Linked DNA regions of Homo sapiens: region 1 is linked to region 2. Evidence: chromatin loops called from intact Hi-C (ENCODE). Cell type or tissue: K562. All regions are shown on one strand. Each heading gives the region's core, and the rest is flanking DNA. Links, peaks and the distances in the headings are about the cores only. Region 1 has its middle 69 kb from the start of PLEKHG3. Region 2 has its middle 44 kb from the start of MTHFD1.

Region 1 (16,643 bases), core at 3,619-11,618, 290 kb before region 2:
GCATTGCATGAGACTTCCAGTTGCTCCACCTCCTTGCTGACACTTGGTATTGTCTCTTTTTCATTTAGCTATGCTGGTATGGCTGCAGTGATGTCTCCTTGTGGTTTTAACTTGCATTTTCCTAATGACTAATGTTATTGAGGACTCTTTTAATAGGTTCATTAGCCATTTTGATATTCTGTTTTGGGAATTTCCTGTCCAAGGCTTTGGCCTACTTTTCTATTGGGAAGTCTGTTCTTTTCTTATTGGTTTGAAGAAGTTATTTATATATTCTGGATATGAATTCTTTGTCAAGTATATGTATTGCAGATATACTCTCATACTCTGGAGCTTTCCTTTTCACTCTCTACATGGTATTCTTGATAAACAGAAGTTTTGAACGTTAACAAAATTATGAAATGTCAATCTTTTCTTTTATGGTTAGTATTTTTTTGTGAACCATTCAAGAAATCTTTGTCTACCTCAAGGTCATGAAGATATTCTATGTTATCTTTTAGAAGCTTTATTATTTTGCCTTTCACATGTAGGTCTATGATTTATCTGTAATTTATTTTTGCGTTTGATATGATGTAGAGATCAAGGTTTGTTTTTTCCTGGTTGAATAACACCATTCTTCCTCCCACTTCATTGCAGTGGGAACTTTGTTGCAAATTAGGTGACTGTTTATGTGTGGGTCCATTTGGGGACTCTATTTTATTATATTGGTCTATTTGTTTATGCTCTCTCTGCTATCATGCACTTTTAGTTATGGTAGCTTAAAAATCAGTGCTTTATATCTTCTATCTTTGTTCTTCCTCAAGATTGTCTTTGCTGTGCTTAGCACTTTGCATTTCAAAATTTGCTTATCAGTTTTTACATGTACACATATAAGTCTGCTGGGATTTTGATTGGAATTGAATTGAATCTATAAATAAATTTGGGGAAGTTAACAGCTTTATAATATTCTTTCAATCCATGGACATAGTAGTATATGCCTCTTTTTTTGTAGTTTTTGGTATAGAAGTCTTACATATCTTTTGTTGTTTATTCCTAGCTAGTGTTTTTTGATGTTATTGACAAGGGAACTATTTTTGCAATTTCACTTTCCAAAGACATACAATTGACTTTTCTATACTGACCTGTCTGGTTATCTTGACACATTAATTTCTTAACCATTTTGACCACTCCCACTCACAGTTCATTAGCCAGAATGAACTGGCTACATCTAAATGCAAGGGAGGCTGGGACAGTGAGCCTACCTGAGTACCTAGGAAGAAACGGAAAGGAATTTCAGTGAACATAGAAGATGCTTCTACACTCTATGTTGAGATTTGAACATCCATGGGTTTACCCTGTGACCTCATTATGCTGCAAGGAGTTATAAAGCTTTATAAAGCTCTCCAGGAACTTAAACCAAGTGTTCAGCCAATTTATAACTTGAGGAGTCCTTTAGAATACTTTAATTTGAAAAAGATTGCATTAAAAGTTAAACTCTTATAAACTGTGGTACATCCATTTGATGGAATATGATTCAGCACTAAGAAGAAATGATCTATCAAGCCATGAAGACATGGAGGAAACTTAAGTGCATATTACTAATCAAAAGAAGCCAATCTGAGAATGCTATATACTGTATGACTCCAATTACATGATACTCTGAAAGAGGCAAAACTATGGAGACAATAAAAAGATCAGTGGTTGCCAGGAGCTAAGGGATGGAGAAGGATGAATAGGCAGAGCACAGAGGATTTTTAGGGCAGTGAAACTACTCCATATGATACTATAATGGTGGACACATGTCATTACACATTTGCTAAAACCCGTAGAATGTATAACAGCAAGAGTGAATCCAAATGTAAACAATGGACTTTGGGTGGTAGTGATGTGTGATAGGTTCATTGATTATAACAAAAGTACCACTCTGGTGTGGGATGTGGGTGGTGGTGGAGGCTTTGCACGTCGTGGGAGGAGGCATATGTGCACTATGTACCTTCTGCTCAATTTTACTGTGAATGTAAAACTGCTCTAAAAAATGAAGTCAGGCAGGCATGGTGACTCATGCCTGTAATCCTAGCAATTTGGGAGGTCAAGGTGGGAGGATCACTTGAACCCAGGAGTTTGAGATCAGCCTGGGCAACATAGAGAGATCCCAACTCTACAAAATAAAAATTAAAAATTAGCCAGGTGTGGTGGTGTGTGCCTGTAGTCTCAGCTATTTCGGAGGCCAAGGAAGGAGAATCCCCTGAGCCCAGGAGTTTGAGGCTACAGTGAGCCAAGATCGCACCACTGCACTCCAGTCTGGGTGAGAGAGTGAGAGCCTGTCTCAAAAAAGAAAAAAAAAGCCCAGGCACAGTGGCTCACACCTGTAATCCCAGCACTTTGGAAGGCTGAGGCAGGCAGATCATGAGGTCAGGAGTTCGAGACCAGCCTGGCCAACATAGCAAAACCACATCTCTACTAAAAATACAAAAATTAGCCAGACATCGTGGTGCACGCCTGTAGTCCCAGCTACTCGGGAGGCTGAGGCAGGAGAATCACTTGAACCCGGGAGGCGGAGGTTGTGTGAGCCAAGATTGCGCCACTGCACTCCAGCCTGGGCAGGAGAGCAAGACTCTGTCTCAAAAAAAAGTCTATTTTGGAAAATTTAAAGTTTGTCACTTTGGATAATCATATGGCCCCAAGGTAATCATAAACATATATGCAAAGCATCACTTTGAAGTCACATGGTAGAAATCTGTCATAAATTCAGAGTGGACATAAAAATGAACCAAATTATGCTCACGTTGCTATGATTTTAGATTAGCATTGAAATAAAATGCATGTCATACACTTCCTAAAGAACTTGCAGGCTATACTCCTGACCCTACTCCATCCCTTGATTATATTACAACTACCTAAGGCTGAAGTCACACATAAACAAGCTATAACCTGCCAAAGCTGGCTTCTTTACCTTGTGAATGACCTGGTTCAATTTTTTTCTCTTACTGCAATCTCTTGTTTTGTTTAATTGCTGTTAACAAGCACAAATGATTCAACTCTTTCAATTCATCTAATTTGCTTATAACAAAGCAGCTAAGCCCAGGTTCAGTCACTAAACCCCAATGACAGGTGTTGGGCATTGCTGAGTTATGATTGGTTGAATTTGAGGGTGGTCTTTCGTCTGTCAACAATGCCCATTCATGAGACTACAAGATAGAATTAACTGCTTTTACAGCTGGGTGCAGTGGCTTATGCCTGTAATCCCAGCACTTTAGGAGGACAAGGTGGACAAATCACTTGAGGTCAGGAGTTTGAGACCAGCCTGGCCAACATGGTGAAACCTTGTCTCTAGCAAAAAATACAAAAATTAGCCAGACATGGTGGCGGGCACCTGTAGTCCAAGCTACTTGGGAGGCTGAGGCACAAGAATCACTTGAACCCAGGAGGCAGAGGTTGCAGTGAGACCCTGTTTAAAAAAAAAAAATTAAGAATTAACTGCTTTTTTTTTTTTCCTTGAGATGAAGTCTCTGTTGCCCAAGCTGGAGTGCAGTGGCGCAATCTTTGCTCACTGCAACCTCCACCTCCCGGGTTCAGGTGATTCTTCTGCCTCAGCCTCCCGAGTAGCTGGGACCACAGGCGCATGCCACCGTGCCCGGCTAATTTTTGTATTTTTAGTAGAGACGGGGGTTCACTATATTGGCCAAGCTGGTCTCAAACTCCTGACTCCATGAGCCGTGAGCCGTCCGCCTCGGCCTCCCAAAGTGCTGGGATTACAGGCGTGAGCCACCGCGCCTGGCCCGAATTAACTGCTTTTACAGTGATCAGATGTGCTCTTCTTTCCTATTTTTCACAGGACATAATTTATATGAGTACATACCTGCAATGCTCAGTTCAATGGATTCCTAAGTTGGGATATGCCAACACAAAGTCTCCCCCTAAAAACATGTGCACATTTTCACTGCGCGTTTTGTGTAGATTGCACCTCTGTGAACAAAGGGGAAACTTGTGTATGAATGGAGTGCTGCCTGGTTTCACATCAGGCCAGGAGGGTATCTGATGAAAACTATCAAGGGCTGAGGCTCAGGTACAATCCTGCAACAGTTTGAACGCCAAGGAACAGTCCTAGGCCCTGAGTCTCCTCACAGAGGAGCTGCATCTGGTTATGCTTCATGCCCTCCACTGCAAGTCTTGCAGAGAAAGGGAGCTGCTCAGGGGGTGGTTTCCTGGCTCTACAGAACCTTGTTCTCACTTTCTCTTACCTTCCCTCTCCCTCCCCTCCTCTTTTCTCTCTCACTGTCTTGGCAGATGTTTAGCTAAGTGAGTTTCCTATTGTGGTCCTGTCAGAGGCCTGTGAACCAGAGCAACTCTGAACAGGAGCTGGGTAAAATGAGGCTGAAACCTACTGGGCTGCATTCCCAGACGGTTAAGACATTCTAAATGACAGGATAAGGTAAAAGGGCGGCACAAAATACAGGTCATAGAGACTTTGCTGATAAAACAGGTTGCAGTAAAAAAGCTGGCCAAAACACACCAAAACCAAGATAGCCACAAGAGTGACCTCTGGTCATCCTCACTGCTACACTCTCATTAGTGCCATGACAGTTTACAAATGCCATGGCAACGTCAGGAAGTTACCCTATATGGTCTAAAAAGGGGAGGCATGAATAATCCACCCCTTGTTTAGCATATCATCAAGAAATAACTATAAAAATGGGCAGCCAGCAGCCCTCGGGGCTGCTCTGTCTATGGAGTAGTCATCTTTTTATTCCTTTACTTTCTTAATAAATTTGTTTTTGCTTTGCACTGTGGGCTGGCCCTGAATTCTTTCTTGCATGAGATCCAAGAACCCTCTCTTGGAGTCTAGATGGGGACCCCTTTCCTGTAACATCTTCTCCTCCATTCCCCCACCCCCTGCACTCCCCAGCACACAGGGCTTTGCCGTTAGATGGCCTCTCTAATTTTTGTTTTGCTTTGTTTCAATATGTTTCTTTTTTATTTGCATAAATTTAAGGGGCACAAATGCAATTTTCTTTTCTCTTTTAAAAAATAATTTCAAGTTTTATTTTAGATGCAGGGGGTACATGTGCAGGTTTGTTCCCCAGGCACATTGCATGGTGCTCAGGTTGGGGATATGATCAATCCTGTCACCCAGGCAGTGAGCATAGTACCCAATAGTTTCTCAACCCTTGCCCTTCTCCCTCCCTCCCACACTAGCAGTCTGCATTGTCTATTTTTTTTTTCTTTTTTTGGATTGGGGGGGTTTTTTGTTTTTTTTGAGACGGAATCTTGCTCTGTTGCCTAGGCTGGAGTGCAATGGCATGATCTCGGCTCACTGCAACCTCTGCCTCCTGGGTTCAAGCTATTCTCCTGCCTCAGCCTCCCAAGTAGCTGGGATTACAGGCACCCGCCATCATGCGCGGCTAATTTTTGTAGAGATGGGTTTCACCATGTTGGCCAGGGTGGTCTTGAACTCCTGACCTCAGGTGATCTGCCTGCCTCAGTCTCCCAAAATGCCGGGATTACAGGCATGAGCCACCGCACCCAGCCCCCAGTGTCTATTTTTGCCATCTCTATGTCCATGAGAGTGGAATGTTTAGCTCCCATTTATAAGTGAGAACATGCAGTATTTGCTCTTCTCTTCCTGCATTAATTCCTATGCGTTAGGATAATGGCCTCCAGCTGCAGCCATGTTGCTGCAAAGGAAATGACTTCGTTCTTTTTTATGGCTGTGACAAATGCAATTTTCTTACATGGGTATCTTGTTAGTGGTGAAGTCTGGGCTTCAATGCATTCATCACCAGAATAATGTATATCGTGCCCATTAAGTAATTTCTCATCATCCACCCTCCTCTCACTTGTTTCAATATATTAGGGGTTTTTGTTTTGTTTTGTTTTAATGTGCTGGTGAATCACATCTGAACTTTAATTAGTGGCTTACATTAAAATTCTAAGGCCAGAAGTAAACGTGCCCAGACACATTGGCCTTCCGGGGTTCAAGAAAAAAAGAAATCCTCACAGCCTTTATCTCCTCTCCTCCACGTGTCAGCTGTAGTTTTTCTGGTCAGCACATTCTGGTCAGAGTTCTTGGTGTATGTTGCAATGTGTGTGTGCTTTTTTGGTTTCTTTTTTTGTTTTTCGAGAAAATGAGAATGGTAGAGCAGGATGACCCTGCATAACAGAGTGGGTAGGGCTGGCATAGCCCATTTCCATCATCATAGAATATTCCCATGATCTATGCCTCACTTAGGACCGAACCCTAGCCAAAGAGAACAAAGAGGCTTATCTAAAATACACTCCCTGACCAAATATTAGGTTAATAATGGGTTAATATTACCATCTTCTTAGATTATATAGTATTTTAGAACCAAATTAAGAATAATAAAACCAGGTGCCATGGCTCATGTCTGTAATCCCAGCACTTTGGGAGGGCAAGGCAGATGATAGCTTGAACCCAGGAGTTGGAGACCAGCCTGGGCAACATGGCGACACCCCGTTTTTACAAAAAATACAAAAATTAGCGAGGCACGATTTAGTCCCAGCTACTCAAGAGGCTAAAGTGGGAGGATTAATTGAGCCTGGGAATTCAAGACTCCAGTGAGCTATAATTGTGCCACTGCACTCCAGCCTGGGCAACAGAATGAGACCGTGTCAAAAAATAAAAAAGAATAAGAGCTACTATTAATATTTATTGAGCATTTACTATGTGCCAAGATTTTTGGATCCTTAAAATAATTCTGTGTGGTAGATATAACTACTAAATTGAAGGTTGCCCCATGTCCCGTAGCTGATAAGGCTGAAGCTATTAAAGGACAGTTCTGCTTATCTAATCTAGTGCTATTTGGCTGTATTCATTTCTATGGAGGCAATAAAATTGTAGGACAAAATAGATTATTTCAGGAGGCAAGTATTGAAATTTTCACTTAATCCAGTTCTCTTCAAGGTAAAAAACAAGGTCTAGCTGATTATCTCTATATTCTGGTCAGCTGAGTAACTCCTTCCTGGGGCCAGTGGCAAAGCCTGCCACAGATCTCGGAACCTGCAACTGAGGGGAAGGTTTGGAACTGGGTTTGGCGGGCGGAGTTCACTGACATTCTCAAAAGGCCCAGCAGGTGGCAGTGTTTCTCACTCCGCCAGAGCCCACGAGGGCCTCCAACAGGTCGCCCTAGAGACGTGAAGACAAACGTGGGGGCAGAAAGACCATGCCTGTGTTGTAATTTTCAAAACTTCGTCTTTTTATACATTTTATTTTTAAAACATTTTAGTAAAAATAAACAGAGTAGGCTTTAGTAGAAATAGGAGCAGGCACCTCCTTCCCTGCGCATCACCAGCTGCTCTCGGCTGCCCAAGCCCCTCACTGTGATGCTTACCACAGATCTGTCCTTCCAGAAACACCTCCAGGAGGATTATTTCCAATCCCCAGCTTCAACCGCCTGTCCTGCCACCCTCGTCACCCACCTGCCAGTTTGCTGCCCCACTTCCTGGAAGGCCAGCTCTGTGCAAATCTGGTGAGCCGACTCCAGTGGCTCAGCTCAGCTGTGATTCCCCCGGAACCCAGCACACCTCCAGGGAGACCGTGAGAGAGGCCATCTGAGGATAGCGCTGGTACCCACACGAGTAACTACAGGTGGCGGCTGTTTGCTGACATTTCAGGCCCAATAGAGGCTTTGCCAGGTTTATGCCTGCACCTCCAGTAGGGAGCTACTGCAGGTTCAGCTGCAAGCAGCAGTGAGAAGTGTCTCCTCCCACCCACAGCCTTCACATAAGTACTTCTACCATCTGCCGTACAGCCTGAAGTCCCAGGTTTGGGGATGGGTGACACACATCTTTTCAAGTTAAAAAAAATTTTTTTTGTTTTTGTTTCTTTGTGGAGACAGGGTCTATGTTGCTCAGGCTCCTGGACTCAAGCCATCTCCCACCCTGGCCTCCCCAAGTGCTGGGATTATAGGCCTGAGCCACCACACCTGGCCTCATACACTCCTTTTGATTTTGAGGATGGTCAGATTTTCAAGAGCTTCATATAAAAAACGTGAATGTATCATGATTGGGGAGTTCGCATCAAATCCAGATGCAAATACTATGGAAGTGGAGGGGAGATGGTTCAAAATAAACATGGTAAGAAGCTCATTGGTGCTGGGCACGGTGGCTCAGATCTGTAATCCCAGAACTTTGGGAGACCGCGGCAGGTGGATCGCTTGAGGTCAAGAGTTTGAGACCAGCCTGGACAACATGGTGAAACCCCCGTCTCTACTAAAAATACAAAAATTAGCCGGGCATAGTGGTGGGCGCCTGTAATCCCAGCAACTCTGGAGGCTGAAGTAGAGAATCACTTGAACCTGGGAGGTGGAGGTTGCAGTGAGCCAAGGTTGTGCCATTGCACTCCAGCCTGGGTGACAGAGTGAGACTCCATCTCAAAACAAAACACAAAAAAACTCATTGGTAATTTTCCTAATGATTGTCGTTTCTTATGCAAAAATTGTATTAATTTTAAAGTTAATTAAAAAGTCAAACATTCCTAAAAAGTTTTTTTTTTTTAAACAGACCACTTTAACCCCTCCAAGATTTGGTTGGAGGGGCAGGCATCAGGCAGGTAGGAGATGCTAGGAAATTTGAGGGGAAACTTTTATTAAGTCTGTCCTTTGCCTATTGGCTAACTTTAATGGGGATTGCTAAATGCCTACTGTGTGCCATGCGATATGATAGACACTATGTATAGATTGTATTATTTAGTATTGGGCCATTTTATGGACAGGAAACCAAGGCTTAGCACAGTCAACTTGTCCAAAGTCAGCTAACTTACAAGCAGTAGCCAGGATTCAAGAACTTTCTGCTTTTCTACTTGACCACACTGCAACATAACCAACATAACAAATCTAAGGTAAGTGACTAGTTGCTGGAAATCCCCCAGTCTTTGTCCGAGGTCTTTATTGAAATGCAAGGACAGAATTATAGTTAATTCCTCTGACTTCCTGGGTTCTCAAATGCTCCCATGTGGGAAATGCTATACGTACAAGGATGTCCTATGACTGTACCTACAATCAGGACTGGTGTTCAGACATGGGGACTTCCATGTGGACTAGCAATGCCATATGCTATTCAAAAGGGGGATTTGCTCAGCCCATGGGAAACACAGTGAAGCCCTGATTCCGACTGCATGTCCTTTTTTATTCCCAACACACAGAACTCAGTACTCTTTGCCCTGTTCCCTGTGCACCTCCTGGTGGCTCTTCCTTCCCGCTCTCCTTCCTGAGAAAGTCTGTTTTGCTCTCAGGCCTTAGCAATCAGGGCCAGCCCATTGTATTTGGTTTCCATGGAATGGAATTTATATTCTTGAATATATTGAAGGGGTATATTTTTCTTTCCACTTAAATCATGATGCTCTGTGGCTCTCCACTCATTTAATCAACAGGTTTCTATGCTTCAGGGAAAGAGAGATACTGTTGGGAACAACCAGTTCACTGCTTAGTTTTGGTTGCCAAATTCATTTTTTTTAATCCCTTGCAAGACAATAGTAGTGAAAAATTGTCTCTAAAGTGGGGTGTGCCCAAGACAGCACAATGGGGACAGAAAGCAAATATTAGAATTGTTATTTTCATTTTTTACCTTATCTTTTAAAATGTCCATTTTGGGATGTATGTGTTATAACGCATGTAATATATTAATACAGTGTTACATGTATATCTACCATATACAGATATACATGTTACCATATATACATATATAACCAAGTATATATTAATATATATGGCATACACAAATATATTAAATATACATTTATGTATGTGCTTAAGTTTTTTTTGTTGTTAGGAATGCATGATCAAAAAATTAAGGCCACTACTCTTGAAAGGAAGACTTGGTTTTGAGTAGATAATTTTTTTTCTAAATTCTAAAAAGTTCACTTTAACGATCAAAAGTATAGCTTAGAGTTCTATGTTGACTTCTACTACGAGCCTTAGGTAGAGATAACTTAAGCACCCACTCATCTGGGGGAAAATAGACTGTATCTCCAGTGTGGGAAGCTGAGGGAGAGAGAAGGTAGAAGGCAAATAGTGTATGTGGGGCAGGGAAGGGGAGCAGGTCCCACTCCCCACTTGGGTAGGTTTAGAAGGCTCCTGTTGGGTAAGTTTAGGAAACTCCAGAACAGTGGGGCTGTTTTTTCTTTCCTCAAGTGTCTTAGGGAAGGTCCGGGTCCAACATGGGCCCCCCAGGCTGAAGGTGGGCTGCCGGACAGCCTCACAGAGCCCTGAGCCCTGCAAGGTGAATGTAGAGGCAGCTGGGGGGCCCAAAGCCCTAAGGGGTTGAGTCCTTAGAACCAGTGGATTCCAGAAGGTTGGGGGAGAATGAGACGCCACAAAATGCAAAAACCAAATGACCAGAGGAAACACAGATGTAGGGGCTAAAAGGGCCAGGTGGGACCAGCTTCACTTGAGCAAGCCAGTGGCAGGCATAGGATGGTGGGGGCCCAGCCCGGCCCAGCCACCCTACAGTGAAGACAGGGAAGGATGTGGCAGACGGCCTCCGGGCCTCCACCCCCACAAGGACACGAGCACATGCCTTCCCATCCTGATGCTTCTGTAGCCGCATACCATCTGCTATGGGCTGAACTGTGCCCAGCCCCATTCCTATGTTGAAATCCTAACCTCCAGTGCCTCAGAAGGTGACCTTATGTGGAAACAGAGTGGTTGCAGATATAATTAGTTAAGATGAGGTCATACTGAAGTAGGGTGAGCCCCTGATCCAACATAATTTGTGTCCTTATAAAAAGGGGAAGTCGGCCGGGCGCGGTGGCTCACGCCTGTAATCCCAGCACTTTGGGAGGCCGAGGCGGGTGGATCATGAGGTCAGGAGATCGAGACCATCCTGGCTAACAAGGTGAAACCCCGTCTCTACTAAAAATACAAAAAATTAGCCGGGCGCGGTGGCGGGCGCCTGTAGTCCCAGCTACTCGGGAGGCTGAGGCAGGAGAATGGCGTGAACCCGGGAAGCGGAGCTTGCTGTGAGCCGAGATTGCGCCACTGCAGTCCGCAGTCCGGCCTGGGCGACAGAGCGAGACTCTGTCTCAAAAAAAAAAAAAAAAAAAAAAAAAAAAGGGAAGTCAGAGACAGATGCACACAGGAAGGACACCATGTGAAGAGACACAGGAGGAAGACAGCCAGCTACAAGCCAAGGACAAAGGCCTGGGACAGATCCTTCCCTCAGAAGGGACCAACCCTGCCAACACCTTAAACTCAGATTTCCAGCCTCCAGAAGTGAGAGACAATAAATTCCTATTGTGTAAACCATTCCATCTGTGGCACTTTATTACGGCAGTGTTAGCAAATATCGCACCAGCTTTGCTAAACAAGCAAGGGGGTGGGGAGAGATTGGAAAGACTAGACCATTATTCAAGAGGGGCCGAGATCATCTGGAAGAGACTGTACTAAATGGAAAGAAAATTAGTTCTCCTGAGTTACCTTTCATAGACAAGTGAAGTCCTCTGCCCCCACCAGAGGCAATAGAAGCCTTAGAGGAAGATAAGAATAATCACAAAGAAGCCTGTCCTTTTTTGCACATCTGAGTACACTGAATAAAATTCCAGCTGTATTCGAATCTCAGAGATATAGCCTATCCTGGCCTGCTCTCTCGGTGTGACCAGAACCCATCCTCCTGGGCATTTTATGATTTCTAGACTGGCCACTTTCTTCTCATTGATACCAGCTTCCTGACTCGTTGCCATAGTTCCAGTGGCAAATTCCTAAGCTGGCCACAAGAGCAGTGGCATGCTGACGTGGGTTTGTACCAGCTCCCAAGAGCTGGCTGTTAAATTTTCAGGAATTTTGTGAGCCAGTTAAACACGGCCATTATTAAAGATCAAATTATAAATATGACCAAAATTTTTAAAAAGTATTGAATACTCAAAAATCATCATTTTCTAATTATTTTCTTATATTTTACTATTATGTTTTCTGGGTTATTATATCTGTTACATTTGTATGATGGAAATACTTTGTAATGAATTGTTACTGTGTGTTTCTTCCCAATTTCATGTTCAGTAAATTCAGGTAGCTCAAAATCAACTATAGTGGGAGTATTTACACTATGGAAATTGGTAAATGCTACATATCAGCCCCCACCTCAAGGAGAGCCAGTTGTTAAAAATTTACTAGCATAGGCTGGGCGCAGTGGCTCATGCCTGTAATCCCAGCACTTTGGGAGGCCAAGGTGGGCGGATCACCTGAGGTCAGGAGTTCAGACCAGCCTGACCAACATGGAGAAACCCCATCTCTACTAAAAATACAAAATTAGCCAGGCGTGGTGGCACATGTCTGTAATCCCAACTACTTGGGAGGCTAAGGCCATAGAATAACTTGAACCCAAGAGGCAGAGGTTGCGGTGAGCTGAGATTGTGCCATTGTACTCTAGTCTGAGCAACAAGAGCAAGACTCCGTCTCAAAAAAAAAAAAAAATATACCAGCCCATCACTACATAGATGCTGCCATGGGCCTTGAGTTCTGCATTCTTTTTTGAGATGAGGTCTTACTCTGTCACCCAGGCTGGAGTGCAATGACAGGATCACAGCTCACTGCAACCTTGACCTCCCACGTTCAGGTGATCCTCCTGCCTCAGCCTCCTGAGTAGCTGAGACTACAGGTGCATGCCACCATGCCCAGTTAATTTTTGTATTTTTAGTGGAGTCAGGGTTTTGCCACATTGCTCAGGTTGGTCTCAAACTCCTGAGTTCAAGTGATCCATCCACCTCAGCCTCCCAAAGTGCTGGGATTACAGGTTGGGCTCTGTATTCAGATCTACTAGTAGATCAACTGAAAAAGCTTGAGAAACAATTATTATCAGCTGTACCCAGGTCTGATCTGGGATTTAAATTATCAAAGAGTGATGAGAACAGTCTTCCACCATTCCATAGAGGAGGGAGACTCCCAGTGAGGGTGACACCAGTGAGACCTCTACTGTCTTTCCAGACTTGGGGCAGGACACTAGGCAAAGAGCTACTCACTTCCACACCTTTGTTGTCTTTTGCTACTATTGAGTGACAGTGCTGAACAGGGAACCTCTGAGCAGACTGCCACCTGACAACCTTTATTGGTTTAAAATAACCTGGAGTAACTCTTAATCCTGCTTCTGGCAACAAGAGAATGACGGAATTCAAATGGGTCCAAGACTTCCAGGACTGAACTGCTGTCCTCTGCAATCCATTCTGTAAACCCCCCTCTTCCACCTGCTAATGTGGTATCCACAGCAGAGCTGAGTCCTGGGGGAGACTTCTCTTTCTGCATAGTAACAGGTGTAAAAATAGCAGCTGACCCCTTCAGGGATAGGTGTCAGGCAAAAATGTCTCGGGGACCACAGTAGTTGTAGTCTGGGGATGGTAGGGGCTGACCTGGGCTTGTATCCAGCTCTACCATTTACCAACTATGTGGTCTTGGGCAAGGGATGATCTTTCCAAACCTCCTTTTCTCATCTGTACAGTAGGGAAACAAGACAGATTCGCAAAAGTGGAATGAATGAGAGATAGAGACTTAAGTATATATACAGTTGTTCTTCGGTACCCATGGGGGATTGGTTCCAGGACCCTCCACCAAAATCTGCAGATACTCAAGTCCCTGATATAAATGGTGTAGTATTTGCATATAACCCATGCAATCCTCCACTATAAATCATAAATCCTCCCATATAAATCATCTCTAGGTTACTTATGATACCTAATACAATGTAAATGCTATGTAAATAGTTGTTATACTCTGTTGTTTAGGGGATAATGACAAGAAGTCTGTACATGTTCAGTACAGATGTCATTTTTTTTCTCAAATGCTTTTGATCTGTGATTGATTGAGCCCAAGAATTCAGGACACACAGGTACAGAGGGCCAACTGCATTTCAAAGTTACATTCTTAACCAATGCAATAGAGTGAAAAATAGGAATTTAGCTCTAAAGAAATGGTGGGGTCACAGGGTGGTGACATATCTAAATCCTAGTCTGTCGGAGCAGAACAACAGAAGGTAAGCATATTATTTAGAGGGAAAAAGGTAGCTCCCAGAAGCAGCAAAAGCAGAAAAAGTAAAAGTAGTTACGTTTAGAGTTTGGGACTTCAGCTGGGGAGAGATGCAGCTGTTGGATTTTATTGCTGGACTTTCCAAATTTCTTACCTTTTTCTTTTTTTTTGAGACGGAGTTTCACTCTTGTTGCCCAGGCTGGAGTGCAATGGCATGATCTCGGCTCACCACAACCTCCACCCGCTGGGTTCAAGCGATTCTCCTACCTCAGCCTCCCAAGTAGCTGGGATTACAGGCGCCCACCACGCCCAGCTAATTTTTGGTATTTTTAGTAGAGATGGGGTTTCTCCATGTGGGTCAGGCTGGTCTCAAACTCCTGACCTCAGGTGATCCACCCGCCTTGGCCTCCCAAAGTGCTGGGATTACAGACCTGAGCCACCGCCCCCAGCCAAATTTCTTACTTTTTAATCATGTGTATGTATTACCTTGACTCCCTTTATTAAAAAAGAAAATAGCTGTGCATTATATTAACTAGATTTCTAATCTATCTCTTACAGGGTTGATTTTAATTTTCTTTTCCCTGCATGTGAGACATGCTTTGCCACAGCACAGGGCCCTTGGAAACAGTTTGTTTTTATAGCTTCTGTGTCTCTGTAGGTTTCTATAGCTCCTTGAAGTCTGTTTTGTGTATCTCTTGATTTATAAGATGTTCGTGAATCATTCCAAATAAAGACTTCCTTCTTGCAAAAATATGTAAAGAAATAGCAAGGGATGATTCAGAGTTTGAGGCGAGCACTTTCATCTCCAAAGAGCTAAGCAGTGAGCTGGGCAGCACGCAGTCACGGCCAGCCTGGCTAGCACATCATCTGCGCTCAGCTGGGCCTGGCCATGGCCTCAGAACCAGTCTGCCCCCTGCTTGGCACTCTCCAGCAAACGCACTTCCCTCCCCCACCCCTGTCTCCAGGCCACACTGGAAATCTCACACCCATTAACCTCAAGTTCACAGGCCTGTAGCGTCCACAGATAGTCTTCAGGGGACCCACAACCCACTAGAATTACATTTGCAACCTTGTGTTTTCTGGGAAGAGTGTGCAGATAGTCTTTAGATTTTCAGTGAGCTGTACATAGGTCTCCAACTCTCCTCAAAAGGCAACTTGAAGTGGTATTTACACCCATAGAAACAGTAAAGACTGTGATTCTCTACCCCTTATCATGCTTTCAGCATAGGATGGTGGCTAGAAGCCCCACCTCTGGACTAGACTGCCTTGTCTTTAAGCCTTCCTCCACCATTTCCTAGCTATGTGACCTCAAGCAAAGTGCATCACCTCTCTGTGCCTTTGTTTTCCCAATTATAAAATGGGACAAATAATAGTACCTACCTTCTTGGCTCATTGTGAGGGTTAAAGGAGTTAATATAGGTGAAATGCTTAGAGCCTGGCACCAAGGCAGTTTCAGGTGGTGTTTGGCCCCGCCCTGCTGAAGTCTGACAACTCACAAATGGTCACCCCATTGCTGTGTGCATATCTTCCATGTGCTTGGGGATGTAGCTGAAGCACATCCTAGGGGTCAGTGTGGTGGTTCAGGGTGCTCTAAATGCATAGGTGACACTACAGAGATCCCATGGAGGGGAGCGGAAACTGCCAAAGGCTGTGTGTTGGGTAGGGAGTAGTCATGGCAGCTTCTGCACTGAGCCCTCCCCCAGTGGCTTCCTGGGGCTCCTTCATCTGCTGGACCTAGAAGAACTGTGTATCGTTCTCCTCGACATCGTCCCATCTAACACACCCTCCTCTCTGCCTACTTGAACCTCCACTCATCCTTGGAGACTTCGCTTGAGTCCCCCACTGAGGAGTCTTTTGTGACCACTGCCTCCCCATGTGAAACACACTGCTCTTTCTATGGGACTTGTATTAATCTGTTCTCATACTGCTCTAAAGAACTGCCCAAGACTGAGTAATTTTTGTTTGTTTGTTTGTTTGTTGAGATGGAGTTTTGCTCTTGTTGCCCAGGCTGGAGTGCGATGGTGCAATCTTGGCTCACTGCAACCTCCACCTCCTGGGTTCAAGCTATTCTCCTGCCTCAGCCTCCCAATTAGCTGGGATTACAGGCATGAGCCACCACACCTGGCTAATTTTTGTATTTTTAGTAGAGACAGGGTTTCACCATGTTGCTCCTGACCTCAGGTGATCCACCCACCTTGGCCTCCCAAAGTGCTGGGATTATAGGTGTGAGCCACCTTGCCCAGCCGAGACTGGGTAATTTATAAAGGAAAAAGGTTTAATTGACTCACAGTTCCACATGGCTGGGGAGGCCTCAGGAAACTTACAATCATGGTGGAAGGGGAAGCAGGTACCTTCTTCACAAGGTGGTAGGACAGAGAAGAGTGAAGGAGGAACTTCCAATCACTTATAAAACCATCAGAACTCGTGAGAACTCACAAGAACAGCATGGGGGAACCACCCCCAAGATCCAATCATCATCCTCCCTTGACACATGGGGATTACAGGTCCCTCCCTCGACATGTGAGGATTACAATTCAAGATGAGATTTGGGTGGAGAAACAGAGCCAAACCATATCAGGACCCTTTGTGTTTACTGTGTTTAGTGCAAGCCATGCCGTGTGCAAAGTGAGCCTCATGCATTAGCTCATTTAATTCTCACAACAACCTTTACAATAAACAGAAATGATGATTATCCTTCAT
Region 2 (16,643 bases), core at 5,054-13,053:
ATTTCACTGTATATTGTCAAATTGTTTCCTAGGAAATAATGTATTTTTAAAATTTCACTTATTTATTTTATAAATAATTTGATTCTAAAGGTGGAACAGTTTGGACCAGCTCATGGGAGAACTGTCTTTTTTTTTTTTTTTTTGAGACAGTCTTGCTCTGCCTCCCAGGCTGGAATGTGGTGTTACCATCACGATTCACTGTAGCCTCAACCTCCTAAGGCTCAAGTGCTCCTCTTGCCTCAGACTCCCGAGTAGCTGGGACCACAGGTGCACACCACTATGCCCAGCTAATTTTTGTAGAAATGGGGTCTTTCCATGTTGCTCAGGCTGGTCTTGAACTCCTTGTGGCTCAAATGATCCGCCCATCTCTGCCTCCCAAAGTACTGGAATTACAGCCTTTATTTCTTTTAGATTTTCAATTTACTGCCCCTAAGTTGCAAAATGTTCTCTTAGAATTATTTTTATCTTTGCATTCTGTATCCATTCTGTATGCATATCTATATATTCTGTATATTCCTCCTTTCTAATATTGTGTATTTTCACTTTCTCTCTTTCCTTTTTAACCAGGCTTGCCTGAGGCATCTATTTTATCTTTCCAAAGAACCAGTGGTTCTTTTTGAGACAGGGTCTGGCTCTGTCTATTGTCCAGGCTGGAGTGCAGTGGCATGATTATGGCTCACTGAAGCCTCAACCTTCAGGGCTCCAGTGATCCTCCTGCCTCAGCCTCCCAGATAGCTGGAACTATAGGTGCACGCCTCCACGCCTGGCTAGCTTTTTGAAGTTTTTGTAGAGATGAGGTTTCGCCATGTTGCCCAGGCTGGTCTCAAACTGCTGAGCTCAAGTGATTCTCCCGCCTCGGCCTCCCAAAGTGCTAGTATTACAGGCATGATTCACCGTGCCTGGCCAGTTCTTTTTTTAAAATATACGTTTTATGGCCTGGCACGCTGGCTCACCCTGTAATCCCAGCATTTTGGGAGGCTGAGGTGGGCAGATCACTTGAGGTCAGGAATTCGAGACCAGCCTGACCAACGTGGTAAAACCCTGTCTCTACTAAAAATGCAAAAGTTAACTGGGCATGGTGGTGTGCACCTCTAATCTCAGCTACTTGGGAGGCTGAGGCAGGAGAATCACTTGAACCAGGGAGGTGGAGGTTGCATTGAGCTGAGATTGTGGCACTGCACTCCAGCCTGGGCAACAGAGCGAGACTGTCTCAAAAATAAATAAATAAATAAATAAATACACATTTTATTAGTTTATTTTGGTTTATATGTAATGAATATATATAGTATGTTTATTAAATCTGCACCCTACTTTCTCTTTTCCCTTCTTAAGTAAATGTGCTTTTTTTGTCTTTTGTTTTTAAATCAGAAAAAGAGTAAGTACTATTGAATGTTCCTCTGTAGCTTGTCCAATAGATTTTTATAAGAAATGTTTCTTTTCACTGTGTTCTATGTATTTTTGTAATTTTAGTGTTGATTTCCATTTTTTGGCTGAAGGTATTCAGAATTTTTGTTTGTTTGTTTTTTGTTTTTGAGACGGAGTTTCACTCTTGTTGCCAAGGCTGGAGTGAAGTGGTGCAATCTCGGCTCACTGCAACCTCTGCCTCCCAGATTCAAGCAATTCTCCTGCCTCAGCCTCCCTAGTAGCTGGGATTACAGGTGTGCACCACCATGCCCAGTGAATTTTTGTATTTTTAGTAGAGGTGGGGTTTCACCACCTTGGCCAGGCTGGTCTCGAATTCCTGACCTCAGGTGATCCCCATGCCTCGACCTCCCAAAGTGCTGGGATTACAGGCGTGAGCCACCGCACCCAGCCTAGAATTTTTTTAACCCTTTATACACACACACACACACACACACACACACACTTTTCAAAATCAAATATACCAAGAGTCTTTTATTGAAAAGGAGCAGCCCTCTTCTGTACCTCTCTTATTTCCCAGAGGGAACTCTTTAACTCTTTTAGCTGTTTCTGATAGTAACTTCCATTTTCCTAAACAATTTTAAACTGCCTTATCTCGAGTTATCTATATTAGACATGTTGTTGATTTCCTGTTATATGATAGATGAAATTTCATCTCTCATACCACTTTCCTACCTGCTCCTTTCATCTTCCCAATCTGGTTATATTGATATTTTAAGCTAAATGCATAATCAGCATTTACTTTACCGTGATACTAAATGTTTACAAAAGCATGAAGTACTATATTCTTGGTACATTTTCTTTCTTGTATTGCATTTTATTTTTCCTACAGTTAATACCTTCCTTATATTTTCATACGTTTAATTTTCAGTGTTCATTTATCAAGGTTTTTTTCCTGCCTAAATCTGTATCAGATGATCCTTTAGTCTTTAAAAATCTCCCATTTTTTCTCTCCCAAAGTCCTTCATTCCCTTGCTTCAGTCTGGATTTTACTCTGTGGGCCTGAGCACAGCCATGATGCCATGACTTTCCTTCTCTAATCTCCTGGTTAGGTTTCATTGTTTGCCGAATCACATTTCTTCCTCTTTTTTGGTTTCCTTTCTTATTTTACTGGAACACATCCTCCAATGGCTTCCTAAGAAATGGTGCCTTGGAGAGCGACATTTTTTGAGGTCCTTGTGTGAATGACAATGTCTTTTTTTGTTTGAATCATCATACTCAATTGATAGCTGGGTTTAGACTTTATTTTCACACACGGACTTCATTGTCTTCTAATCTCTAGGGTTGTTATTGAGGAAAATATGCCATTCTGATTCTTGTTCCTTAATATGTTATTTCTTGTAATGGATTAAAACATTTACCATAACTTTTTTGTAATAACATTTTATAACTAATTTTTTTCTCATAATAAAATTAATTCAGCTGGGCATAGTGGCTCATGTCCGTAATTCCAGCACTTAGGGAGGCTGAGGTGGGTGGATAGCTGGAACCCAGGAATTTGAGATCAGCCTGGACAACATGGCAACACCCCATCTCTACAAAAAATTTAAGAACTAGCCAGGCATGGTGCACACTTGTAGTCCCAGTTACTGGGGAGGCTTAGGTGGGAGGATGGGTTGAGCACGGGAGGTCGAGGCTGCAGTGTGCTGTGATTGCACCACTGCACTCCAGCCTGAGCGGCAGGGTGAGACCCTGTCTCAAAAAATTAAAAAATCATGTGTATTAGTGAAGATTTGTAAAGTAGAAAATAATAGAAATAAAATTGAAATCACCAGTAATCCCACCATTTTGCGATAACTAGTATTAAATATAGGTATATTTCCCTCTGATTATTTTCCATGTATATTTTTATCATCATTGAGATGTACATAGTTTTTCTTAATCCTGCTTTTTTCATTAACTACATCATTGTTAATTTTTCTTAATAAATATTTTTGAAAACTTAATTTCTAGGGAATAATCTATCATATAATAATTTTTCTTTTTTGACATTTGCATTGTTTCAGTTTTTTCTATTATGAATAATGTTGTAAAGAATATCTTTGTGGGCCAGGTGCGGTGGCTCATGCCTGTAATCTCAGCAGTTTGGGAGGCCAAGGTGGGCGGATCACCTGAGGTCAGGAGTTTGCGATCAGCCTGGCCAACATGGTGAAACCCTGTCTCTACTAAAAATAAAAAAATTAGCCAGGCATGGTGACAAGCGCCTGTAATTCCAGCTACTCGGGAAGCTGAGGCTGGGGAATCACTTGAACCTAGGAGGCGGAGATTGCATTTAGCCAAGATTATGCCATTGCACTCCAGCCTGGGCCACAAGAGCGAAACTCTCAGATATTCAAAAAGAATATCTGAATATCTTTATGGCCGGGTGCAGTGGCTCACCCTTGTAATACCAGCACCTTGGATGAGCAACGCAGGAGGATCACTTGAGCCCAGGAGATTGAGGGAAAAAAAAAAAAAAAAAAAAAAAAAAAAAGCCCGGGTGTGCACACCCTGTAGTCCCAGCTACTCCAGATGTTGAGATGGGAGGATCACTTGAGCCTGGGAGGTCAAGCCTTCAGTGAGCTGTGATAACGCCACTGCATTCCAGCATGGGCGACAGAGCAAGACCCTAACTTAAAAAATAAAATAAAATAAATAATATCTTTGTGTGAGTCTTTTTTTTTTTCCCCGAGACGGAGTTTCGCTCTTTCGCCCAGGCTGGAGTGCAGTGGTGCAATCTCCGCTCACTGCAGCCTCCGCCTTCCGGTTTCAAGCGATTCTCTTGCCTCAGCCTCCTCAGTAGCTGGGATTACAGGCATCTGCCACCACGCCCAGCTAATTTTTGTATTTTTAGTAGAGACCGGGTTTCATCATGTTGGCCATGGTCTCGATCTCCTGACCTCGTGATCTGCCTTCCTCAGCCTCCCAAAATGCTGGGATTACAGGCTTGAGCCACAGTGCCCGGCCCGTGTGTGAATCTTTATCCACATATTTGATTATTTCTTTATAATACATTCCTAGAAAAGTTGAACTAATCTATGCTACTGCTTGGTGCTTATAAAATCTATTTCATTGTACTCTTGGTAGTCCTGAGTCATCACTTTTATTGTCATATTTTATTTTCTTGATTATTTTAATAATGCTTATTTATGGTGAAAAATATTTTACTTATGGAAGTATTGTTAAGCCTGCAGTGTGTTAGTCTGGAGTGGATGTGGTATTATGCTAGTGTATAATAACATCTTAAAGCACAATTTTTTACTTCAATACTGTTGATTTCTGCAAAGGAAAACTCAGGGACTAAGCATTCCCAGATAGACAAGCATAGCAAGAAGTTCAAAAAGCTAGAGAAAGACAACATGCAACAAAACAAATGTTATTGAATATTTGGCAGAATTTGCAGATTGCTACTACGCAAAGATTGGAGGAGAAAATTCAGAAACTTCAGAGACAGCTCAGTGATTTGAAATTGTCAAATAAAAATATGAAAACTCAGCTGACAAGAGTAAATGTCCTTAAAGTAAGTAAAGGAAGTGAGGCTTTCAGAAATTCACTAAAGCTTTGGTCTTTTACCATTTTAGCAGCATGCTTTTCATTGAAGCTAAAAAAATTAATATTAAAATTATTTTACATACATACAAAAGAATATATATTTAAGCATATAGAATAAAATTGGAATTCACCACTCATTTTAAGAAACAAATATTACCAATACAATTGAAACCCCCATATATCCATATATCCTCCTCCTTGTATTCTAAGTGTTATTATTACAAATCCCTTGTTTTTTGTTTTATTATTATTATTCTTTTTGAGATGGAGTCTTGCTCTGTTACCCAGACTGGAGTACAGTGGCGTGATCTTGGCTCACTGCAACCTCTGCCTTCCAGGTTCAAGTAATCCTCCCACCTCAGCCTCCCAAGTAGCTGGGAATACAGGCGCGTGCCACCATGCCCAGTTAATTTTTGTATTTTTAGTAGAAACAGGGTTTCACCATGTTGGCCAGGCTGGTCTCAAACTCCCGACCTCAAGTGATCTGCCTGCCTTGGCCTCCCAAAGTGCTGGGATTACAAGTGTGAGCTACCTCACCCAGTCTGTTTTTTGTTTTAGTTTCACTTGTGTCTCTTATTGGGGTAATAGTTAAAAGTTGTAGTCATTTTGGGGACTCTTCTTTGGACCTTCTCCATATCAAACTTCAGTTATACTATTTCAAAAATTATGCCTTAAGCCAAACAGGCACTAAATAACTGATCAACTGATATGCCAGTTTATCAGCAATATTTCTCTTACTGAAATGCCAATTATCTTCTGTATTTCTGTATTTGATTAATGTAGGGCTTTAAGACCTTTGAGGATGCAGAAAACATGTTAAGACTCTTTAAATCCCAAGTGGCCAGTTAATAAAAGTGCTAAGTAATAGTTATTGATGAGCACGATCATGGAGAAATGTCCTCTTAATTCAGAAATTTTGGAATGTTTTTCTTTTCCATATATCTCTGTCTTCATAAAAAAAGAAAGAAAAGGAAAAGAAGCAAGAGTTATCATAACTGTTATTTAGAAGAGATCTAATCCTAGTTATTTCCTTCCTTTCCCCCATCTTATATGCTGTCACAGGACAAAACAATTGAAGAGCTCAGGCAATCTTTAGCAAATGTTGAAAGGATGAAAGAGAAGGCAAATGTTGAAACGATGAAAGAGAAGGCAGTTGTGAAAACAGAAAACTTGAAAACTACATTAGACTCTGCAGAGCAAAAGGCAAGATCAGACAAAGAGAAGACCCAGCAGATGTTAGATGCTGTCACTTCTGAGCCCCCAACAGCAAAGAGCGCACCTGAAGAAGTATCAGGACAAGAACAAGAGGTTTTTTCAAAATAGTAAAATTAAAATTAATTTAGTTGAAGTGATAAACACCCACGCCTACTTAGACTGTAACTAACTTGACAAAAGGGAATATTGGCTTATGGAATCATGAGTTAAACAACCTAACCTCCAGGTGGGCGGAGATACACCTGGGCCCCAGGATCAGCACCTGGAACCTACAAGCCCTTTCTCATGGTCACTTCTTGGCATCTATGTGTCAGCTCATCTGTCTGACTGCTGGTTGGTTTTCTCCATGACAGGAAACATGATCACTGGCAACCATGGAGATTTATATGGAGTTTCTGTGACAGGAGAGAGAATCCCAAGAAAAGGTCTTATTGACCCAGTTTAGGTCAAGTGCTTATCCCTGCTAAACCCACAGTGGCTAGGGATGGGATATATGATTATTTTATATACTCTAACAAGTGACCAGGAGTGTAGAGTTCTATGACATCATGTGTCATCATGTGAAGCTCAGGGGAAACCATGTGTGTCACTTTCTGTGTCACTGTCTAGGAGAATATAGTAGTGCTTCTTAACTTGCTTAGATTTTCACTATACTTATAAAGCAAATATTTCGAGAGAATTTTTTAAAGGCCAACTGATCATCTGGGGCAATTTTTAAATTATATGTCACTTCTCCATATATTAGTTGCTTATGAAACTTATACCTTAAGATATGCTTAAAACATAAAGTCATGATATTAGCATTTTCACTTTTTTCTCTCTTTAACTTCTGTGTGTTCACTTTCTTGATTGTTTCTATTCCTCTCTTTTATTTTTTGAGACAGAGTCTCACTCTGTTGCCCAGGCTGGAGTGCAGTAGCATGCTCATGGCTCACTGCAGCCTCGACCTCCTGAGCTAAAGCAGTCCTCTCACTGCAGCCTTCCGAGTAGCTGGGGCTATAGGCGTGCCACCACCACACCTAATTTTTGTATGTTTTGTAGAGACAGGGTTTCACCATGTTGCCCAGGCTGGTCTCAAACTCCTGGGCTCAAGCAATTCTCCTGCCTTGGCTTCCCAAAGTGCTGGGATTACAGGTGTGAGCCACCGTGTCTAGTCCCTTATTTTATTTTCAGTCAAATCTGTTTTCCTTTGGTCACCTTGTAGTTCACTCTTCACTTTTTAGATGATTTAGTGTTTTCTTGCCTGAGTTCAACTCTCACATCTAGATATCTTGGACTATTCTGAATTATTACATTTCTGATTCAAAATAAAGTTTTTCCCCCCATTTTTGCAAATCCTTTAAAAATTGATATTTAATTTTTTTCAGGGGTGTTGTGTCAAATATTTGTCCTGTGTTTCACGGCTGTGTTTTTTTTTTTGTTTTTTGTTTTTTTTTTTTTGAGATGGAGTTTCGCTCTTGTCACCCAGGCTGGAGTGCAATGGCATGATCTCGGCTCACTGCAACCTCCACCTACTGGGTTCAAGTAATTCTCCTGCCTCAACCTCCTGAGTAGCTGGGATTACAGGCAGTGCTACCATGCCCGGCTAATTTTTGTATTTTTAGTAGAGATGGGGTTTCACCATGTTGGCCAGGCTGGTCTTGAACTCCTGACCTCAGGTGATCCAACTTCCTTGGCCTCCCAAAGTGTTGGGATTACACGTGTGAGCCACCATGCCCGGCCCATGGCTGTCTTTTGGGAGTATTTTTTTTTTCATCGCCTGAACAGTTTAGATGATAGTGTCTTTCTATTTTCTTCTTAAAGTAATTTTATGTGAATATAATTTGCCATTTGTCTGTATTCACTTTCAAATTCCTTGAATTGCTCTGGTCTTCAGATGTTTCTACTTTAGGGTAGCTGGAGGCAGGGCTTACTCACTAGGTTCCTTAGCTCAATACTACCCTCTTCTGTTGGCACAGTGAGTGCAGTTTCTAAAGTTTACTAGATCAAGCCTTTTTGGGAGTGAGGGTTTATATGATGTCTGATTCTGTAATACTGTCTCATTTGTATAAACATATTAATTTCCACTGTTTGCTTTTTTCTTTTCCTTTATTACCAAGCCTCCAAGGAACACAACTACCTCCCTCTCCCCTCAGAAACCTTGCCCTCTACAACTGCCATTTTTGGTCTCATGTGCTTCCAAGACCCTTGCTTTTCCTTCATTTGTCAGTGTTCTGATCCACCAGATCTCAGATTTGTTCTTGGTATTTCACCATTTATGATCTGTCTTGTTTCTGGGGGTAAGGTTGTCTGTGTTCTACACCAGTGAAAATTAGCTGCACCTTCCTCTGTAGCTGCCTCTGCTGGTTTAGAATATTTATTTCCCCACTAACATGCAAATTGAAGTTTGTGGTATTCTCTAGTTTTGCTTTAGGCATGATTTATAGGTAGTTTTTATTTGATCTCCGTGTTGATCACTATGGTTTTTGGAGGATGGGTAGAAAAATGTGTTTTTAGGGGACTGGTATTATCATTCAGCAAATCAGAAGTCCAAAACGTAATTACCTTATGGATGAAAAATAACAAAATAAGCAGCAATAAAATTAAGTTTACTCTATAAAAGTGTAAAAGCAAGAAAAAATTTAAATGCAAAGGAAATTTTAAATAGAGTTATTGTAATAGAAGAGACCATTTTTCTAGCTTAAAAATATTGTTTGAAAGTAGAATATATTACATTTAATAATGTTTAATAAGACTAAATTTCTAGTACCAATTCTTTGTACATAATACCTGGGTGACCCAAACTAATAACATATCTTGATTTCTGTAATGGTTGTTTGTAGCTTAGTGACTTTCAAGAAACTATTCTCAGCTACTCAGGAGGCTGAGGTGGAGGTTGCAGTGAGCCAAGATCACTGCACTCCAGCCTGGGCGACAGAGTGAGACTCTGTCTCAAAAAATAATAAATGAATAAAATTTAAAATTTAAAATAAAAATGGAAACTGCTCACCTTCCGAGGTAGTTTTAGATGTACCCAAGATATCCTCTGTGGGAACAAGTCAGAATCTGGACAGGCCTGTGGGACTCGATGCCTGTTTTAGAGAGCTCTTCAGCATGGGCGGGGTGAGATTATACTGGACCTTACAGAAGTACCATTTTGGAACAAAATAATTATCTTGAATATTCATTCAAGGGATAAATGAGAATCACTTTCCAAATGGCCACAGCCATGATTCCCAAACTGTGTGCCAAGGCACACTGGTGCACTGTAAGGATCTCAGCATGCCATGGAATGTTTTGATTTTATTTATATATTTATTGAGATGGAGTCTTGCTGTGTCACCCAGGCTGGAGTGCAGTGACGTAATCTCGGCTCACTGCAACCTCCGTCTCCCAGGTTCAAGCAATTCTCCTGTCTCAGCCTCCTGAGTAGCTGGGACTACAGGGGCCTGCCACCACGCCCGGCTAATTTTTGTATTTTTAGTGGAGACGGGGTTTCACCTTGTTGGTCAGGCTGGTCTCGAACTCCTGACCTCCGGTGATCCACCCACTTCAGCCTCCCAAAGTGTTGTGATTATAGGCATAAGCCACCGTGCCCAGCCTAAATATTTTGATTTTAAAGGGAAGCACTGTAATATTTGACATCTGTCAGGAAGGTACATGGATACTAGCTTCAACATTACATCACCCTTCATTCTTTTTGATGACATACCTTTGTGATAGAAACTGCCCAAGGCTTCTCAGGATTTATAAATTTGTTGCCGAGTGAACTTCAGTAGTTAGTGGTATCGCTACCAAAGAAGCTGTGCTGCAAACTTGGGGAAGGAGGCTCTTTCCCCAGATTCTAGGATCCCTGGCTGCAATGTAAGAAACTTGCTTATCCTTCCTCTCAATAATATCACCAGCCTAGCAAAAGAGGAAAAGTGAGGGACACCTTGACCAGAGCCTCCACTTGCAGCCCAGCCTGCTCAAGCTGTAAGAACCACCTTCTTATTCAGAATTTCCCCAGAGCCACGGCCCAAGGGTCATCTGCCTGCTGCAGCCTTAGCACACAGGAGCCTGGGCATGAAACAGGCAGACCCTCTCCTCCTTCCAGGACACCCTTCTCTCAGGAAATGGAGGCCCTACCAGCTCCTACAGCCAAGCTCTCCATGAAGGCCAAGGTGTTAAGGTGGGCCAGTTTCTGAAAGAGCCACTTTCTGAGCATATTAAAGAAAAATCTCTTGTAAAAACAAAGAGGGCTTAGTGTTAATGCTCCTTTATGAATTGTGTTAGTAGGAACTGATTGTTCAATCATGGGGCAGTGCAAAACGTTAGCTGTGTTAACTCTGAGCAAACAGGGGAGATCCTTCAAGGACCTGGAACACTGTTTCCTAGAAAAGCTTTTAATCATGTGTCCAAATCACTGCCACACTCTTCTTTAATGATAAGAATTGGATTTAGATTTAAGGCTTTAGATAAATGATTCTCAACCTTCAAGATGCTATGAAATGACCTAATTAAGGAATTATTTTTTCCTAGGCCTATCCAGAGATTCCAGTTCAGTTTGTGGTATGAGGCTGAAGTATGGATATTTTTTTCAAAGCTCCTTAAGTATATAAATTGATAAAATTACTTTGGAAGACTGGCAGTGTACGAGTTTTCTGTTGCTGCTGTAACAAATTATCATAAACTTTGTGGCTAAAACAGTACAAATTTATTATCTTACAGTTCTAGAGGTCCCATTGGGCTAAAATTAAAGTGTCAACAGGGTGTGTTCCTTCTGGAAAGGGGAAAATCCATTTGTTTGCCTTTTCCAACTTCTAGAGGTTACCCACATTCTTGCCTCATTGCCTCCTTCCTCCATCTTTAAAACTAGTAGGAATTGATCAGGCCCATCCAGTCTTTCTCACAGCTACTGTTCTCTGGTTCTTTATCTGATTCTACAATTTCTCTGATTCTCCTTCTCTTGCCTCCCTCTTCTCTATTTTTAAGGGTGCTTGTGATTAAGTTGGGCCCACCTGGACAATCCAGAATGCTCTCCCTATTTTAAGGCCACCTCTTGGCAAACTCTGTAAACTTAATTCTCTTTTGCCATGTAACCTAATATACTCATAGGTTCCAGGGATTAGGACAAGGATATTTTGGGGGACCCATTATTTTGCTTGCTGTAGTTAGCATCTACTAAAATTGAATACATGCATGCCTTATGAAGACGTAGTCCCACTTCTACATACATGTTAGAAGCAAATTTTTCAGTGCCACAAAATAAAAGAAAATAGCACTCGAATATAAATTTTCTCAGCAAGGCAAATTTACTCTTTCAGGAGGGTGCCCCTCGTAGGTCTGGTTGCCACGAGAGGACGCACAAACAAAGGAAAGCAGGGGGTTTTATTATCTCTAATGCAGCTTGTCCCTGTTACTGCGTCTTGCCTCCATTGGCTGGAGTTGGACCACACGATCTAAGCTGAACCTGGTTGGCTAACTTGAAAAGTGCAGGAATGCGGTTTTCAAGTGGGAAGGTGGGAAGATCAATTTTTCTGGGAAAGCTGTTACAGCAGGGAGGGGGTGATTTCTTGGCTGTCTTGCCTGAGCACAGCAGGATGGGAGGGGCTGATAGATTGGCAGGCAAGATTACTGTAGACAAAGAACAGAGAAATAAGACTTCAGGACAGACAGTACAAGGAAGTAAAGACCTCTTGGAGAAGAATACCTTGTTTGTAACAAAGTGAAACTCTTTGAAGAGGAACTGTCTAAACTACTTGTTTTTAACATATATAACAGAAATGTGTACATATTCTTTTTTAAATTTTTAAATTTTATTATTTTTTTGGAGACAGAGTTTCGCTCTTGTTGCCCAGGCTGGAGTGTAATGGCACGATCTTGGCTTACTGCAACCTCTGCCCCCTGGGTTCAAGTGATTCTCCTGCCTCAGCCTCCAGAGTAGCTGGTATTACAGGCATGCGCCACCACACCTGGCTTATTTTTTGTATTTTTAGTAGAGACAGGGTTTCTCCATGCTGGTCCGGCTGATTTCTCGAACTCCCGAACTCAGGTGATCTGCCCGCCTCAGCCTCCCAAAGTGCTGGGATTACAGACGTGAGCTACCTCGCCTGGCCAGAAATGTGTGCATATTCTATACAAAGACATTTACAATATTACTAACGGTGGCATTGTTCATTATTGCCGGAAACTGGAAACTACCCAAATGAACAATGGTGGCTTAAGTATGGCAATCAGATCCATTAGTTAAGCATTCGATCTCATTTGGGGTTGGACAGGGAGAGGTCAACTGGAGTGCTGAATTTTTCTGAGGCCAAACTAGAAAGTAACTCTAGGAGCTGGGCGTGGTGGCTCATGCCTGTTAATCCCAGCACTTTGGGAGGCCAAGGCGGGCAGATCACCTGAGGTCGGGAGTTGGAGACCAGCCTGACCAACATGGAGAAACCCCGTCTCTACTAAAAATACAAAATTAGCCAGGCGTGGTGGCGCATGCCTGTAAATCTCAGCAACCTGGGAAGCTGAGGCAGGAGAATCGCTTGAACCTGGGAGGCGGAGGTTGCCGTGAGCCGAGATCGTGCTATTGCACTCCAGCTGGGCAACAAGAGTGAAACTCTGTCTCAAAACAACAACAACAACAACAAAACAACAACAACAACTACTACTCTAGGACCAGGACTGGGAGATGGCAAATAGGGGAGAGCATGGAGTTCCACTAATAAAATGGTAATACACTAACAGTGGAGAAAGCAATGGGCTTGTAAGGAGAACTTGGTTCTTGTTGAACATCCGTCACTAATCAGTCTTGCAACCCTTGATCAAGTCTTGTCACCTCACTAAACTCGAATTTTCTTTATCTCAAAACTAGAAAGAAATCGTGGCCTGGATTTCTGAATTATGGGGTTTCAGGCAGCCACAAGTAGGCTGGCAGAAATGTTTTCTGGTCAAATAAAGGAGTCTGTTGCCCCAGAACAGGAGCCAGGGGCACAGCCAACAGTAAAATTCTGCTTGGGGCCCCATTCCTCAGCTGCAAGGTACTTGTCTTCAGGTGTGGCAGGCTGAGATCTGCCTCCTTGTTCCCGGCCTATCCCGCTGGGCCCCTCCCCTGCAAGTGTTCGCTTCCATACAGAGGGACCATTAGGGCCTGTACATCGTACTTCAGGTCCCCTCCTGTGGTCCAACATTCCCTAGGGGCAAGTGCAACTGTTTATGCGGAGACCACTTTTCCGTGCAGCCCAACTGAAGGTGCACGTTCCACCGCAACCTGGTGCTTACAACAGCTCGGGAGGCCGCGCTACCGCGCCTGCGCCCCTCTGAATATGGAAGCGCGCGCGAGGTCCTTAAGGGAAAAGGAAGTAAGGGCGGGGACGGAGGGAGACGACTTCAACGTAGGGAGTTGCTGCTGCTACACTGCCGGCCGGAGAGGACAAGGAAAACGTGGAGGAAGTCGGTGATGACTGGCTGAAGGGGATGATTGGCGGGTGAAAAGAGCCGGGCCAGAAAGCACCTTTGCATGTGGCTAGAAACCCGCCTGAAGAGGGGCTGAAACCCACGCCGGAACCCGCCCGATTCGAGCCAATCAGGGAGAGGAGCCGGGTGGGGGGGCGGACGGGGCGGCCTCGCGGGGGGTGGACGGGGCGGTCTGCGGGGAGGGGGGGCGGTCTGCGGGGAGGGGGACGGGGCGGCCTCGCGGGAGGGAGGACAGTTTCGCGGGTTCGGGCGGCGAGTCTCCCGGATGCTCCTCAGCTCTGGGGACGCGGTGCAGAAGTGTGAGGGCGCCCGGCTTCCAGGCAGTAATGGGCGGGTCCCTGCGCGGGAGCGTGGCGGGCGCTGGACTCTACAGCAGATGTGGAACTGGAGAGCTTGGCGCGCCTTCCGACTTTGTCACACACCTGCGCCGCCAGACTGGGGTCGGGCCCCTCCGCGTTCTGCTCTGGAGTGCCTGGGTCTGGGCCCAGCACCGCGCTTTTAGAATCTCCTCAGCTGAATCTGACGCTCAGCAGTGGGTGAAGCGCAGCCCCCTGTTTCAGGCCCTGCCGAGCTGGAAGGAGTGTCAGAGCTGGAGCGCGCGTGGCCCCCTCTGTGTTGGGGTCACCCCGGGGTTGCCAGGGCTCAGGGAGGGTCGTAGTCTGGATTTTGTCACCCGCACGTCCCCACCCCCCAGCAGGTCTGGGGTTGGAGAATCCACGCGGGCTTCATAAGCTAGATGCCAGTTAACTGTCGAGAGGGGACGCTCCCTCCTCGTAGGCGTCCACACTGGAGAAGGAATAAGATGGGCGATTGCCTGGGAAGCCTGACAGGGCGGCGGCAGCTGGGATGCTGGAGAGGACTGGCCCCTTGAGTTACTGAGTCCGATGAATGTGCTTGCTCTGCTGGAGGAACCGCGCTCAGGTTACAGTCATCCCAATATGGTTCTGAAGGTGCGTGGTTCAGGTCACTTAGGACTTGACCAGATACCGGGTTTCTTTTACAAGCCGTTTCTGACGGTGGCCTGTTTCAACTACTGGCAGAGCTCATGTAAAACAGACTTTTAAAAAAATTTGGGGGGCTTTTAGTATTTTTTTCTTATTCCTATATTCTGAGGATATTTTATAGTAGTCCCACATATGGAATTAGATAATCTCTTTTTTGTTTGATTAACAGTTTTATCAAGTATAATGTACATACCATAACGTTCACCCATTTTAATGGATTCAATGATTTTTAGCATATTTACAGAGTGGTGCAACCATCAGCATAATAGAATTAAGGAATCGTGATTTTTTTTTTCTGGTAATTGCTTTTACAGTTCTCAAAGTTTGCACAAGCGGATATTTTAGAGGTACAGTGTAATATAAGAGCTTCTGAAAATGTCCACTTAAGTTGTTTTATACCTGAGCAAGTGAAATTAAGAAGGGAATTGAAGCAAATATTCCTGGTAAGTTGTAGGGAGTGAAACTTTTGTGTCTTGTAATACCAAGTAGATATTGACCATTTCAACTGGTTTTTATGCTGAGGAAATGCATAAACCCCATTTTACAGATGATGAAATCGACTTTGAAGGATAAGTTGCCTACAGCTGCATACCTGTGCCTGGGCTAGGCCCCAAACCCAGATGCTTTATCTCTCAATTTGTTACCCTTGCTACCTCAACAGCTTGGTTTTCAACCATGGTACTGATGAGTGTGAACAGTACAAGCCATTCATTTACTGAGCAAATAATTATTGAGTGCCACTCTGTGCCAAGAACACTGCTATAGGTGCTAGAGATATTATTGAATCAGATACCGTAGTGAACTGTTCCTGCCCTCAGCTCATCTTCTGGTGGGGAGGACAATGATCAAGTAAAGAAATATATAGTTTTAGAGATTCATCTATTTTTTTAATAGGTAAATTAAAAGGGCAAGGAATGGCAGTGGGAGGCAGAATCTGATGAGAAAAATCTGAATGAAGAGAGGAAGTTAGGATATAAGAAAGAAAGCAAGGGTTTGATTTGAGCAAGCGCAAAAATAGAGTTGTGATTTACTGAATTGAAATAAGGTGATACTGGAAGGACCAGGTTTTGGGGGTACAATCATAAGTTTGGCTTTAAATGTTTTTAAATACCTTGCCTCTTAGACATCCAAGTGGAGATATGGCATTTAAATTCATGAGATTGGATGAGATCCCACCAAAGGAACAGGTTTAGGTGGAGACAACCAAATACCGATGCCTAGGACACTGCAGTGTTTAGAATTCAAGGAGATGAGAAGGAAACAGGAGGGAAGATTGAAAAGAAGAGTCCAGTGTGTTATGAGGAAAACCCCAAGAGCATGCTGCCTTACAAGACAGGTGAAAAATGTGTTCTGTGAAAGAAAGAGTAATTAACTGTTAAATGTTACAGACTGATCAAATAAAATGAAGACTGAGAATGGCCTGTTTGTAAGGTAATAAAAATACATAAAATCTTATGATAGAAATATTTATACATAAAGTTAGTAAGGAAACAGTGTTTACTCCTTTTTGTAGAAGTGTAAATTTTTACAACCATTTTGAAGGGCAGTTTGATATTATCTACAACTTAAAATTGTGCTTCCATTGATAATTTCACCTGTGGAAGTTTATCCTACAAAAATATTAATATGTGCACACAAATATGTGTAAAAGTGTTTATCACAGCTTGTACACATATATATTTATAAATGTGTTGTCCAGGAACAGTGGCTTATGCCTGTAATCCCAGCACTCTGGGAGGCCGAGGTGGATGGATCACCTGAGGTCAGGAGTTCGAGCCCAGCCTGGCCAACATGGCGAAACCCCGTCTCTATTAAAAATACACACACACACACACACACACACACACACACACACACACACACACACACAAATTAGCTGGGCGTGGTGGCGGACGCCTGTAATCCCAGCTACTTGGAAGGCTGAGGCAGGAGAATCACTTGAACCCGGGAGGTGGAGGTTGCAGTAAGCCGAGATCACGCCACTGTACTTCTAGCCTGGGTTACAGAGTGAGACTTCATCTCAAAAAAAAAAAAAAAAAAAAA

Evidence for each region. A loop is a pair of places that touch in the nucleus more often than their neighbours do. Peaks named below come from ENCODE experiments on the same cell type or tissue, not always from the same donor. Only the 100,000 strongest peaks of a DNase experiment are listed, where the experiment ranks them.
Region 1: it touches region 2 in a loop (6-fold over the local background); 55 of 110 quality-filtered maps call a loop at or near these places.

The regions. Positions count from the first base shown.
Region 1 is chr14:64,627,298-64,643,940 of GRCh38, reverse strand. No RefSeq gene overlaps it. Among named protein-coding and RNA genes, the nearest start is that of PLEKHG3, 69 kb to the left of the region's middle. RefSeq lists an enhancer at 10,321-10,823. In K562, for the core only: a CTCF peak has its summit at 7,075 (motif pointing right); a DNase peak (open chromatin) is centred at 7,060; H3K27me3 peaks cover 1,780 bases.
Region 2 is chr14:64,335,801-64,352,443 of GRCh38, reverse strand. It overlaps a transcript of ESR2 not described here and the pseudogene TEX21P. Among named protein-coding and RNA genes, the nearest start is that of MTHFD1, 44 kb to the left of the region's middle. RefSeq lists enhancers at 13,107-13,166, 13,237-13,286, 12,786-13,468, 13,527-13,576 and a silencer at 13,737-13,866. In K562, for the core only: a CTCF peak has its summit at 8,110 (motif pointing left); a DNase peak (open chromatin) is centred at 8,103; H3K4me3 peaks cover 67 bases.